Linked DNA regions of Homo sapiens: region 2 is linked to region 1. Evidence: chromatin contacts called from ENCODE Hi-C or POLR2A ChIA-PET data. All regions are on one chromosome and are shown on one strand. The core of a region is the stretch at or near the end of the contact, and the rest is flanking DNA. Distances in the headings are between cores, read along the strand shown. Region 1 overlaps SHOC1 (shortage in chiasmata 1). Region 2 has its middle 46 kb from the start of LINC02977.

Evidence for each region. Hi-C counts contacts between places; a loop is a spot of excess contacts on that map. ChIA-PET counts read pairs that join two places held with the same protein, here RNA polymerase II (POLR2A). Pooled maps may share reads with other maps.
Region 2: a pooled map shows a loop between it and region 1 (2.1-fold over the local background). The contact joins two enhancer-like sites. A Hi-C loop is called at or near these places in 1 of 50 pooled maps. POLR2A ChIA-PET finds 5 or more read pairs at or near these places in 3 of 52 experiments (HepG2, RWPE1 and WTC11).

Annotation. Positions count from the first base shown.
Region 1 is chr9:111,741,037-111,747,382 of GRCh38, forward strand. SHOC1 (shortage in chiasmata 1) reads right to left here. Exons shown (of 28, transcript NM_001378211.1): 10 at 5,198-5,306; 11 at 440-534. Among named protein-coding and RNA genes, the nearest start is that of SHOC1, 51 kb to the right of the region's middle. Within about 2 kb of position 2,440, at least 4 of the 41 ENCODE cell types and tissues checked have a DNase peak (open chromatin) inside an H3K27ac peak, as active enhancers do.
Region 2 is chr9:111,991,274-111,997,090 of GRCh38, forward strand. It overlaps the pseudogene RNU6-710P. Among named protein-coding and RNA genes, the nearest start is that of LINC02977, 46 kb to the right of the region's middle. Within about 2 kb of position 1,403, at least 2 of the 41 ENCODE cell types and tissues checked have a DNase peak (open chromatin) inside an H3K27ac peak, as active enhancers do.

The DNA.
Region 1 (6,346 bases), core at 1,190-3,689:
GCTCCGACACTCCCGGCTAATTTCCGGCCGTTGTTAAAATGTTTTTAAACGTCTTTTTTGGAAAGCTTGGGCAACTAAAACTTTTAACATTAGATGAGATTTTTTTTTATTTTTATTTTTTTTTACAAACAACTCACAACTTTGGAAATACAAATTACTTGTATGGGACAGTTTTATGTACTACTTGTATTTCATTTCTTTTCTTTTCCTTCTCCCATGTATAGGAATTACCCAGAAAATCAGCAAGATCCGGATCTTGTCATATACTTCTGCACCTAGCATAATGAACCTTATGGAAGATATCTTGGTATTTTAGCTTTAGGCGAAGTTATATATTCTGTTAAGAAATGGTCAAAGAAAAAGGATATCCCACATTTCTACTCGTTGTACCTTTTTACCTATACTTTCTATTTATCACTTAAAGGCAATTAATCTTTACCTGTAAGCAAAAATGGGTTCAAAGGGCTTCTACATCTTTCTAATTGCCACATCATGTAGTATTCATTAGCTGATTCTTCAGCAGTAAGCAAATTACTGAAAAAAAGAGTTAAAGTTTAATACATTAATAATATTGAGTCTTTTGTATAATAAAATTTTATTTTATTTTATTTTTTTGAGGCAGAGTCTCGCTCTGTCGCCCAGGCTGGGGTACAGTGGCACTATCTTGGCTCACTGCAACCTCCGCCCCAGATTCAAGCGATTTTCCTGTCTCAGGCTCCCGAGCAGCTGGGATTACAGGCGTCTGCCACCATGCCTGACTAATTTTTGTATTTTTAGTAGAGGCGGGGTTTCACCATGTGGGCCAGGCTGGTCTCCAGCTCCTGACCTCAAGTAATCCGCCCACCTTGGCCTCCCAAAGTGCTGGGATTACAGGTGTGAGCCACCGCGCCTGGCCCAAAATTTTATTTTTAAAAAGTATTTTTAAAGTACTTTTACACTCAAAATCAAGTGAAAAATTGACTTTATAAATGTGTAAACTGCAGTCGAGTTCTACAGACCAAATATCAAACACAGTACTCACTTCCTCCATCCTTGGGAAAGTTTGGTAATTTGTAAACTCAATTGTTCCTACTTGACTGTAAATTACTCCCACCTCTACCTCCCTCAATGGAACCTGGAGCCAGAGAGGGCTGACTTGGGAGAGTTTTAGCACTTCCCTCCATAAACTATGCTAGCGTCAACCTTATACGCCACCAAAAATAAAAATACAATCTAAGTAAAATTACCATGCTTACCATGCACATAGCAACCTCAACAAAAATTTTTATAAAATTGCTGTCCCCAAGTCCATTCCATATAGAAATTCTGGATCCTCTACTGGCTGAGGATCAGAACTGTGAAAAAGTCCTTCTCTGGAGATGGCAGAGTCCTAAAGTTTAGTTCAAGACCTTCAATCTTGGTGGGTTTGTGAGTGAGTGATGTGTGTCTGTGTATGTGTGTTTAGGGGTACTCGGGGGGAGAAGGGAGAAAATAAGCATGTCAATCAGTGTAAATTACAGCTCATCTGTAGCTATGATGCTACTAGCCTTCGTAGGGGAAAGACTATTAATTCATAAACCCCTTAATCTGTGTCCCAAGCTCCCTGCTACCCTGAGTGAGAACTGATTGTATTCTGTTTCTCTGTTCATATGGAACATATATGAGCATGCTAATTATAAGTATTGCCAGTTAAATTGACAGTCTAGGGCAGTGGAAAGCTAGGTTTTATGTCTAAGGCATCCAGTTTACCCACATAATCCAAAAATCTGGTCATGTGATAGAAAATTTGAGAATCTAGACAATTCCTGAATCTTACCAAGGTTTCTTTGACAACACCTCAGATTGTAAGCAACTATTTTAAAGTGAAAGGAACGTGTTATATTTAGCAGGCCATGTCCAATATAGACACACATTTTCACTCTTAACGGAGCTTTCTGAAGGCATGTCTGAATCTGATACATTGTTCATAAAAATATATTCACAAGTCAGCAGTCAGTTAGTAGCTTAATAAAATCTTATGCCATACAGACTTTTCTTTTTTAGCCCATAAAATCTAGCATAGAATCTTATATGTGGTAGGCACTAAAAATATTGTTAACTGGGTATTATTTTCAGCCAAAATGTTGTGCTCTGAAATAAAAATAATTGGGACCATAAAAATAAGTTAAAGCTACAATAACATTCTTTGTTATTTTTCCTTCTTTTTTTCAAAAAAATTTTAACACCTTTTCTCCTTGTTTTTAGTTTTACAGTTGAGATATACAGTAGTTCCCCCTTATCCATGAGTTCACTATACTCGGTTTCATTTATCTGTGTTCAACTGCAGTCCAAACTATTAAACAGAATATTCCATAAACAATTCATAAGTTTTAAATTGCACTGTTGCGAGCAGTGTGATGAAATTTCATGCCATCCTACACCATCTCGCCCAGGATGTGAATCATCCCTTTGCCCAGCATATCCACACTATATGTACTCACTACCTGCCCATTAGTCACTTAGTAGCATTCTCAGTTATCAGATCAGCTGTTGCAGAATCACAGTGCTTGTGTTCAAGTAACCCCTTCTGTATTTAATAATGACTCCAAAGCACAAGAGTAATGAGGATGGTATTTGTTATGGTCGTTCTATTTTACTATTTTACTATAGTTATTGCTGTTAATGTCTTACTATGGCTAATTTATAAATTAAACTTTATCATAGGTATGAATATATGAGAAAAAACAGTATATATAGGGTTCAATAACATTCGCAGTTTCAGGCATCCATTTAAGGTCTTGGAATTTATTCTCCCGGCATAAAGGGGGACTACTGTAAACTCATTTTTAAAATATGGATTTTTAAGCTTTTACAGTTGCCAAACAAATGGAAGTGATTTATCTCTTGCTGGTAAATGTAGTAGTGAGGGGAAAACTTCTTTCAGTTGTTTCAAATGGCTCTAAAACCATTAGCTAATTTGAAAGCCTTTTTTTTCTAACTTTGCCAAATCGTAAGTCATTAGTTAAGATTTGTTTCATAAATTCTTATTAGATATTTGAGTTATAACAATAGACATATAACTTGTGATTAAAAAGAGCTTATTATGGTTTAAATACTTCTAAAATCAAACTGAAATTAAAGATCATACTAATTTCTGCTAGTTTCTGTTTCTAAAAATGCCAGTCTGTCATAACAGATGGATTAGGGTGTATGGACTAAATAAAAGAGTAAAAGGGCACTAACAAAAACAGTATATGTCCTGCAAATAAATATCTTGTACCTTATCAAGAGAACTAAAAGTATTTAAACAAAGTGTATGTAGTTTCCATACTTGTCCTATGCTCTTTTTAGGGCTCATATCTGATATGGACAATTCTTAGTTCATGATAGAACTCTGTATAGCACAAATTTACTCTAGAAATGTAAATAATTCTTAGCCAGAAGATAAAGATATATTTAGGGCCCTCAGTCTTATGCTTTGACACTTTCCTGAGACCATTAATAGAAGCCTAAGCAGCCAGTGATGAATTATACAGCCTTGACTCCAGCTGGTCCCAGTAATCCAAATAGCACTCTCCTCTGGCAGATCAGCTAATTATAACAAGAATTCAAACCTAACACACACAGTTCCCACAGTTTCCAGTCCTGGAATAATTCATTAGAGACTTGTAGACTTTACTGTCATCTTCCTGAAAATATGTTATTTTAGGACACATTAAGTTCTAGGTTTACAGTAGACTAATTGTACTGGTTATGTTCCCAATTTTTTAACTGGCGTAAGAAGCAGAGGAATGGAATGGCTTTATTCCAGGATAGCAGACTAATCAATCTTAGAAAACATTAAGCTACATGTGTGCTGCATGGTTTAAGACAGCAATGAAAGCTATCTCAGACTCTATCAAAGGGCAAGGATGCTGGGCTATTAAGCTATGCAGTTTTGGCTCAAACTAGAATATAATGACCTAGCCCTGCAGTATCAATTCTACAATTTCAGACTATTCTGTGCAATAATGATGGGGTATTGAACAAGTTTACGAATCAAGCCTTGGTTCTGTATGTCTGGTCCACCCATTACTGAGACCACATTGACAAGAGGTGAACAAGGTCAGTGGCTGTCCTCTGTTAGAGATAGGACATCCATAAGAGAGCAAGGACTCTTGCACTCTTAATGGGAATAAACTGATAGCCAAATCTATTGATCAACGATTGTCCACACTGCTCTGTGATCTTTGGCTACTTCTGGCCACAGACCTATGACAAATCTTTTAGTAGACCTCTTAACAACCTTATAGATACTATTATTATCCCAGTATTGTAGATTTAAAAAACCTGAGGCACAGAACAATTAAGGTTGCAGTTAGAAAGTGATAGAGCTAGGCAATCTGGCTCTAGTTCAGAGCTTCTAACCACTTATTATGGGCTGAATTGTGTCCCCACAAAATTCTTATGTTGAAGACCTAATCCTCAGTACCTCAGAATGTGACTGTATTTGGAGACAAGGTCTTTAAAGAGGTAATTAAGTTAAACAGGGCCATTAATACAATGTGACTGGTATCCTTATAAGAACAGGAGATTGGGGTATAGACAATGATAGAGGAAAGAATATATGAAGGCAAAGGGACATCTATAAGCCAAGGAGGGAGGTCTTAGAATGAAACCAACCCGGCTGACACTTGGTTCTTTCACTTCTCACCTCCAGAACTGTGAAGGAATAAATTTCTATTGTTTAAGTCATCTAATCTGTGGTATTTGTTAGGGCAGCCCTAGCAAACTAATACACCACTACATTGCCTTTCATGGCAGTGACTGCCAGTAGAGACAGTGCCATTAGCAAGTGTCCAGTGGCAATGTCCTAAGCATACTATTCCAATGCCAGGATCTTCAAAATTTTTTAAGTTATTTATTTTTAATGATAATATATTCACATTAAAAATACTGAAATGTATAAAAGCCATACTGTGAAAAATCTCCTACACACATTGCTAGGTTACCTAGTTCTTTTCTGGATACAAGCAATATTACTTGTTTCTTGGGTGCCCTTCTAAAGATACTCTTTGCATATAAAACCAAATATATACATAAATTTATATATTCCTTTTAGTTACTTATTACAGACACTGTACTAGCTCTTAAATTTTTTCATAGAGGTATCTTGGAAATTGCTTTTATATGGAGAGATTTAAATAAAGACTGCTTGTTCTGAATTGCAACATGGGTTCTAGATATAATCTTTACTTACATTTTACAAACCGGAGATAATGGAAATGTCTGAAGTTCTGTACGTAATGAATTCACTGAAGAATGTTGGCATGTTAGGAATAGAGGAGTTAGTGGCATTTCTAACTCTCCTGGAATATATGAAAATTAAAGTTATGTAAACATTGAATAATATTAAGTAGGCTAGGCGTGGTGGCTCACACCTGTAATTCTAACACTTTGGGAGGCTGAGGTAGGAGGATCACTTGAGTCCAGGAGTTTAAGACCTGGGCAACATGGCAAGATCAGTCTCTACAAAAAGTACAAAATTAGCCAGCAGTGGTGGCACATGCTTGTAGTCCTAGCTACCTGGGAAGCTGAGCTGGAATGATTGCTTGAGCCCAGGAATTTGAGATTGCAATGAGCTGTGATTGTGTCACTGTACTCCAACCTGGGCAACAGAGCAAGCCTTTGTCTCTAAAAAAAATAAATAAATAAAAATTAAGTATAATTTAGAACATTTTGTAAGCAACTATTATGTTTGGTCATCTGTTAAAACAAAAATATTTCAATAAAAAGAAATTTGAGTTGAGATATAAAATGTCTTAAATGTCTATCTATATAAGGAATTACATATATATAACATTGTGTCTCAATTACAACCGTGGTGATTTTTAAAACATACATTAATAGCTAAACTTTATTGAGTTTACTGTGTTTAACATAAATTCCAAGAGCTTTATATGTATTAAGGCTTTTGATTCTGACAGCTTGTGTTGTCAGTACTTAGGCAATAGAATTATTTTTATTTCCAAAGAAAGAAAAAAATTATTATTTTTATTTCCATACTAATTATTAGTGATGTTAAACAAACTGTATTATAAAGAGTAATTATTCACCTTAATGACTCTGGACTCTAGATGGCCTAGCACAAAATTATATATCTATAGGGCGGGCTTGAAAAAGTGATTCTCATGTATTGCTAACTAGTAAGTGTGGTTTTATTACTTTCATAAATAAAGCAGTAAACTTTCAAATAGATAATTCAGAAGATCCAATTATAAATGTAATTAAGTATCAGGGCTATCAATATAGTTAAGCAACATACTTTGGCATTGTACTGGAACAAAAGATGATTCTAAGATTCAAAATTTGGTAGAATAATATTAACAATAATGATGACATAGAGAAC
Region 2 (5,817 bases), core at 153-2,652, 250 kb after region 1:
CAGATGTCTGGCCTGTTTGATGTAAATAAAATTTATTTATAAGATATTAAGGGCAAATAAATAATAGAACTTTAAATTTTAATCTATTTGTCTTTTAATAGGATAATTTTACCCATTTACATTTATTGTCAGAATTGATTAATTTGACCTCTGGTCTTTACTTTTATGTTTTGAATTTTTTCTTATGCTTTGTTTTTTTCCTTTTGTTTTCTATTTTCTGCTATTTAGCTTAAAGTTTTATTACTTAGACCTTTAGTAGTGTTTGGAAAATAAATGTTTCTAACTCTATTAGTACTTGTCTTTATTTCTTTGCATAATAAGAAAAAGGTTTTTAAAATTTTGACTAGCCTACCTTTTTTTCCCTTCACTGTTCAGTATTGGTTACTGAGCAACTAGTGTGTGTAAGACATGGAGTACTCAATGGTAAAGAAAAGAGACAATCTCTTCCCTCATAAAGCCTACAGGTTAGCAGAGAAGATAATGACAGAAAAAGAATAAAATAGTGCAAGTATAGGTTTTTTCGTTTGTTTGGTTGGTTTGGTTTTTTTTTTTTTTTTTTGGACGGAGTCTCACTCTGTAGCCAGGCTGGAGTGCAGTGGCGCCATTTTGGCTTACTGCAACCTCCGACTCCCAGTTTCAAGCGATTCTCCTGCCTCAGCCTCCCGAGTAGCTGAGATTACAAGGGCGTGCCACCAGCCTGGTTAATTTTTGTATTTTTAGTAGAGACGGGGTTTCACCGTCTTGGCCAGGATGGTATCAATCTCCAGACCTCGTGATCTCCCGCCTTGGCCTCCCAAAGTGCTGGGATTACAGGCGTGAGCCACCATGCCCAGCCGCAAGTATAGGTTTTACACTCAGGTTATTTTTGTACACATTTGGCATACTATCAATTTTTTTTTTCCCCTGGAAATGGAGTCTCGCTCTATTCCCCAGGCTGGGGTGCAGTGGCACAATCGCGATCTTGGCTCTCTGCAACCTCCGCCTCCCAGATTCAAGAGATTCTCCTGCCTCAGCCTCCCAAATAGGATTAAAGGCATGTGCCACCATGCCTGGCTAATTTTTGTATTTTTAGTAGAGACGGGGTTTCACCATGTGGCCAAGCTGGTCTCGACCTCCTGACCTCAGGTGATCCACCTGCCTCGGCCTCCCAAAGTGCTGGAATTACACGCGTGAGCCACTGTGCCTGGCCCATACTACCAACTTCAGTAATAATCTTTGATTTTTGCAGTCACTTTAGAACTACATTTCCAGTTATTGTATATAATAAGTAAGTGAGTTTCAGTGCTGCCATGATATTCCCATTCCTGAGTTCTTTCTCTAGCTCACCTAGGCTATTATACGTCTTTCAGGGAGCTGGGTAAAGGCATTCTTCAATGGGCCTTTCAAGAGCCAGATAGCAAGGCAGAACACCTCAGTACTATGCAAAACTGACACGTTGATGATTCACCACCAACAGGAGAACATGACACATGGAACAAGGCTGTGGTTTAAAAATATGAAACTTTTGCCAGGTTAGAGAGAGCACTGCTAGGTTTTAAAAGAGACATGTTTCTAAGACTGATTAGAGGTGTTTTTTAATATAGCTCTGCAGAAAACTCTAGGGAAAATTATAGAGTGGCTGAATAAGGATGATTTCTGCATTCCCATATTCCTGGATATAAATATTACTATTACTGAGAGGTGTTACAAAAATTCCATCTTGATTTCTAATATCAACCAACTGGAAACTAGAAAAGACTTCACACCTCCCCCCACCAAATTAAAATACTATTGCAAATTATTTATAAAATACAACTTATAAATATTAATGGAATACTGTCATTTAATAATGCTTTTATTACAAAACAGAATAACAAAAATGTTTAACATTTAATGACAAGGATTTAAACAAAATTCATCCTAAGAAAACCAAGAAGATTAAAATGATAAAGATGAAAGTGAAAGCTTACTAATTAGGAAACAAAAATGGATAGAACAGATAAATCAACTCGAGCTGTTTCTTTGGGAAAACAAAAACCAATTAAAGAGATAAATCTCTGGCAAACCTAATTATTAAATAAATAAAGCAACGGAAATAACTATATTTATCCTGAGTTTCAAAAGAATGTAATTACTGACATAAAGATTTAGAAAATGTTAACAAATACCATAAACTGCTTGATATGAAAATCTCTAATACACAGTTCTCCATTTCTACCAAGATCTCTACTAACCCAATACACTTCAAAGCTTTACTCCTCACTGTAGCAGCCCTAAAGCAAAAAAATTACCTTACAACAAGGCCATAGGTCAACTCTTCAGATGTGGCAAGGCTGTTTGACCCCTTTCTCCACCTAAAAATGCAAAAAGTTCAGGTTATACTGCAAACCTCATAATACATGCCCTTTCCTTTCAAGTAATATAAGCTTGTCTCTTTTCAAGCTAAACTGCAGTCCCATACTCAGTCCTATAAGAAACCTAAATGAAAAATAAGCTTAGAGAATGTGGAGACTAGAGGGCAGAGAACCCAGAGTTTGACCTTGGAAAATACTAAACTAAGGACTTTGTTATAAGAGAAAGCAAATGGCGGAGTGGGTTGGGTGGGGAGGGGATGACAAATATTTCATGTAAAAAGTTAAACAACTTTGTACCAGGCGAATCAGTGGGCTTAAAATATTCAGTAAACCATGCTATAAGTAGATGTGCTGTCATTCAGGCTTTGCTGTTCCATTTATAGAGCACAAGCAGAGTAGATTTAGTGTAATTTTTTTTTTTTTTTTTTTAGACAGAGTCTCGCTCTGTTGCCCAGGCTGGAGTGCAGTGGTGTGGTCTCGGGTCACTGCAACCTCCACCTCCCGGGTTCAAGCGATTCTCCTGCCTCAGCCTCCCGAGTAGCTGGGACTACAGGCACACACCGCCACGCCTGGCTAATTTTTTTGTATTTTAGTAGAGATGTGGTTTCACTGTGTTGCCCAGGCTGGTCTCAAACTCCTGAGCTCAGGCAATCATCCCACCTTGGCCTCCCAAAGCGCTGGGATTACAGGCATGAGATTTAGTGTAATTCTTAAGGGCCCTAGGATTTTGGGAATGGTAAATGAGCATTGGCTTCAACTTAAAGTTACCAGCTGCATTTGCCCCTAAAAAGACAGTCGACCTGTCCTTTGAAGCTTTGAAGGAAGACATTGACTTCTAACTATGAAAGTCCTAGATGGCATCTTCTTCTACTAGAAGGCTATTTCATCTACATTGGAAATCTGTTGTTTAGTGTAGCCACCTTCATCAATTATCTTAACTAAATCCTCTGGATAACTTGTAGCTTCTACATCAGAACTTGCTACTTCATTGTGTACTTTTATGTTATAGAGATGGCTTCTTTCCTTAAACCTCATGAACCAGCCTTTCCTGGCTTCAAACTTTCCTTCTGCAGCTTCCTCACTTCTCTCTTCCTTCATAGAAGTGAAAAGAGTTAGGGCCTTGCTCTGGATTAAGCTTTGGCTTCAGAGAATGTTGTGGCTGTTTTGATCTTGTATCTAGACCATTAAAACTTTTCCCATATCAGCAATAAGGCTGTTTTGCTTTCTGATCATTTGTATGTTCACTGGAGTAGCTCTTTTAATTTCTTTCAAGAACTCTTCCTTTGCATTCATAACTTGGCTGTTTGGCATGAGAAGCCTAGCTTTGAAAGCTTATCTTGGCTTTCATCTGGCTTCCTCACTAAGCTTAATCATTTCTAGTTTTTGAGTGAAAGTGAGAAACATGTGACTCTTCCTTTCACTGGAACACTTAGAGGCCATTGTAGGGTTATTCATTGACATGATTTCAATATTATTGTGTCTCAGGGAATAGAGAGGCTCAAGGAGACGAAGCCAGATAAGGAACAGCCAGTGAGTGGAGCAGTCAGAACACACGCAGCATTTATCAATTAAGTTTGTTGTCTTTGTGGGTGCAGTGGCTCATGCCTGTAATCCCAGAGTTTTGGGAGGCCGAGGCAGGTGGATCGTTTGAAGTCAGAAGTTTGAGACCAGCCTGGCCAACATGGCGAAACCCCGTCTCTACTAAAAACACAAAAATTAGCCGTGTGTGGTGGCATACACCTGTAGTCCTGGCTACTCGGGAGGCTGAGGCAGGAAAATCACCTGAACCCGGGAAGCAAGATTACAGTGAGCCGATATTGTGCCACTGCACTCCAGCCTGGGTGACAGAGTGAAACCCTTCTCAAAAAAAAAAAAAAAAAAAAAGTTTGCTGTCTTATATTGGCGTGATCCATAGCACCCCAAAACAATGACAATAGTAACATCAAAGATCACCGATCACAGATCACCATAATGATGGAAAAGTTTAAAATATCACATGAGTTATCAAAATATGACACAGAGACACAAAGTGAGCACATACTGTTAAGAAAAAGGCACCAAGAGATTTGCTTCATGCAGGGTTGCCACAAACCTCCAATTTGGAAAAAATGCAGTATCTGTGAAGCGCAATAAAGTGAAGTGTAACAAAACAAGGTGTGCCTATATGTAGGTGAATATTCATATAATATTGGCATGCGAAAAACCTTTAGAGGCCAGGCATGGTGGCTCATGCCTATAATCCCAGCACTTCGGGAGGCCGAGGGGGGCGTATCACCTGAGGTTAGGAGTCCGAGACCAGCCTGGCCAACATGGTGAAACTCCGTCTCTACTAAAAATGCAAAAATCAGCCTGGCGTGATGGCAGGCACCTGTAAACTCAGCTACTCAGGAGGCTAAAGCAGGAAAATTGCTTGAACCTGGGAGACGGAGGTTGCAGTGAGCCAAGATCCTGCCACGGCACTCCAGCCTGGGCAACAGGGCGAGACTCCCAACTCAAAAAAAAAAAAAAAAAAAAGAAAGAAAGAAAAGCCCTTAGAAGCATAGCATAAAAATCAGAAACTACAAAGGAAAATATTAATAAGACTAAAGGTCATATAAAAGTAAATACTCCTGTAAAGCAGCGACAATAAAAACAATAACAAAGAATAAATAAAAGACAAATATCAAACTGGAAAAATAGTGACAGCACAAATATTTTTCAAATATCAAATGCATTTTGAATATATATATATATTTTTATGTTTCTTACAAATTAAAAATGAAAAAATTAAAATTCCAACAGAAAAGTGGACAAAGGACCAAAACAGATATTTTTTAAAAATATTTTTTAATTTAAATTTTTATTTCAATAGTTTTTGGGGTACAGGTAGTTTTGGGTAACATGGATAAGTTCTTTAGTGGTGAGTTTTGAGATTGTAGCATACCCATCACCCAAGCATTGCACACTGTACCCAATATGTAGTCTTTTATCCTCCACTCCCCATTCAACCTTCACCCCCAGTCCCGAAAGTTCATTGTATCATTCTTATGAAAATATGGAACTCTTCAAAATTTGCATGTCATCTTATACAGGAGTCACGGTAATTTTCTCTGTATTATTCCAATTTTTGTATATGTGCCGCCAAAGCAAGCACCAAAACACACAATTTACAAATGAAATTATACAAATAGCCACGAATTTGGGTTGAAAAAATATTCATTTCACAATGATCAAACAAATGCAAATTAAAACAAAGCAGTGTCATTTTGTTTACTAGATTGACAAAGATACAAAATAATTACAATTTCTAATGTTGTTGACCGTATAAGGAAATTACTATTATTCTCCAAGAATGACAATGTAAATTGGCACACATTTTCTAAAATAATTTGGTTATACAAATTAAAAGTCTTCCAAATTGCATTTACTTGGCCCAGCAATGTGACTTTCAGGAATTTATCTACCCTAAAAAAGAAGTAGAAGTTTTTAATAATAGAGAAAAATA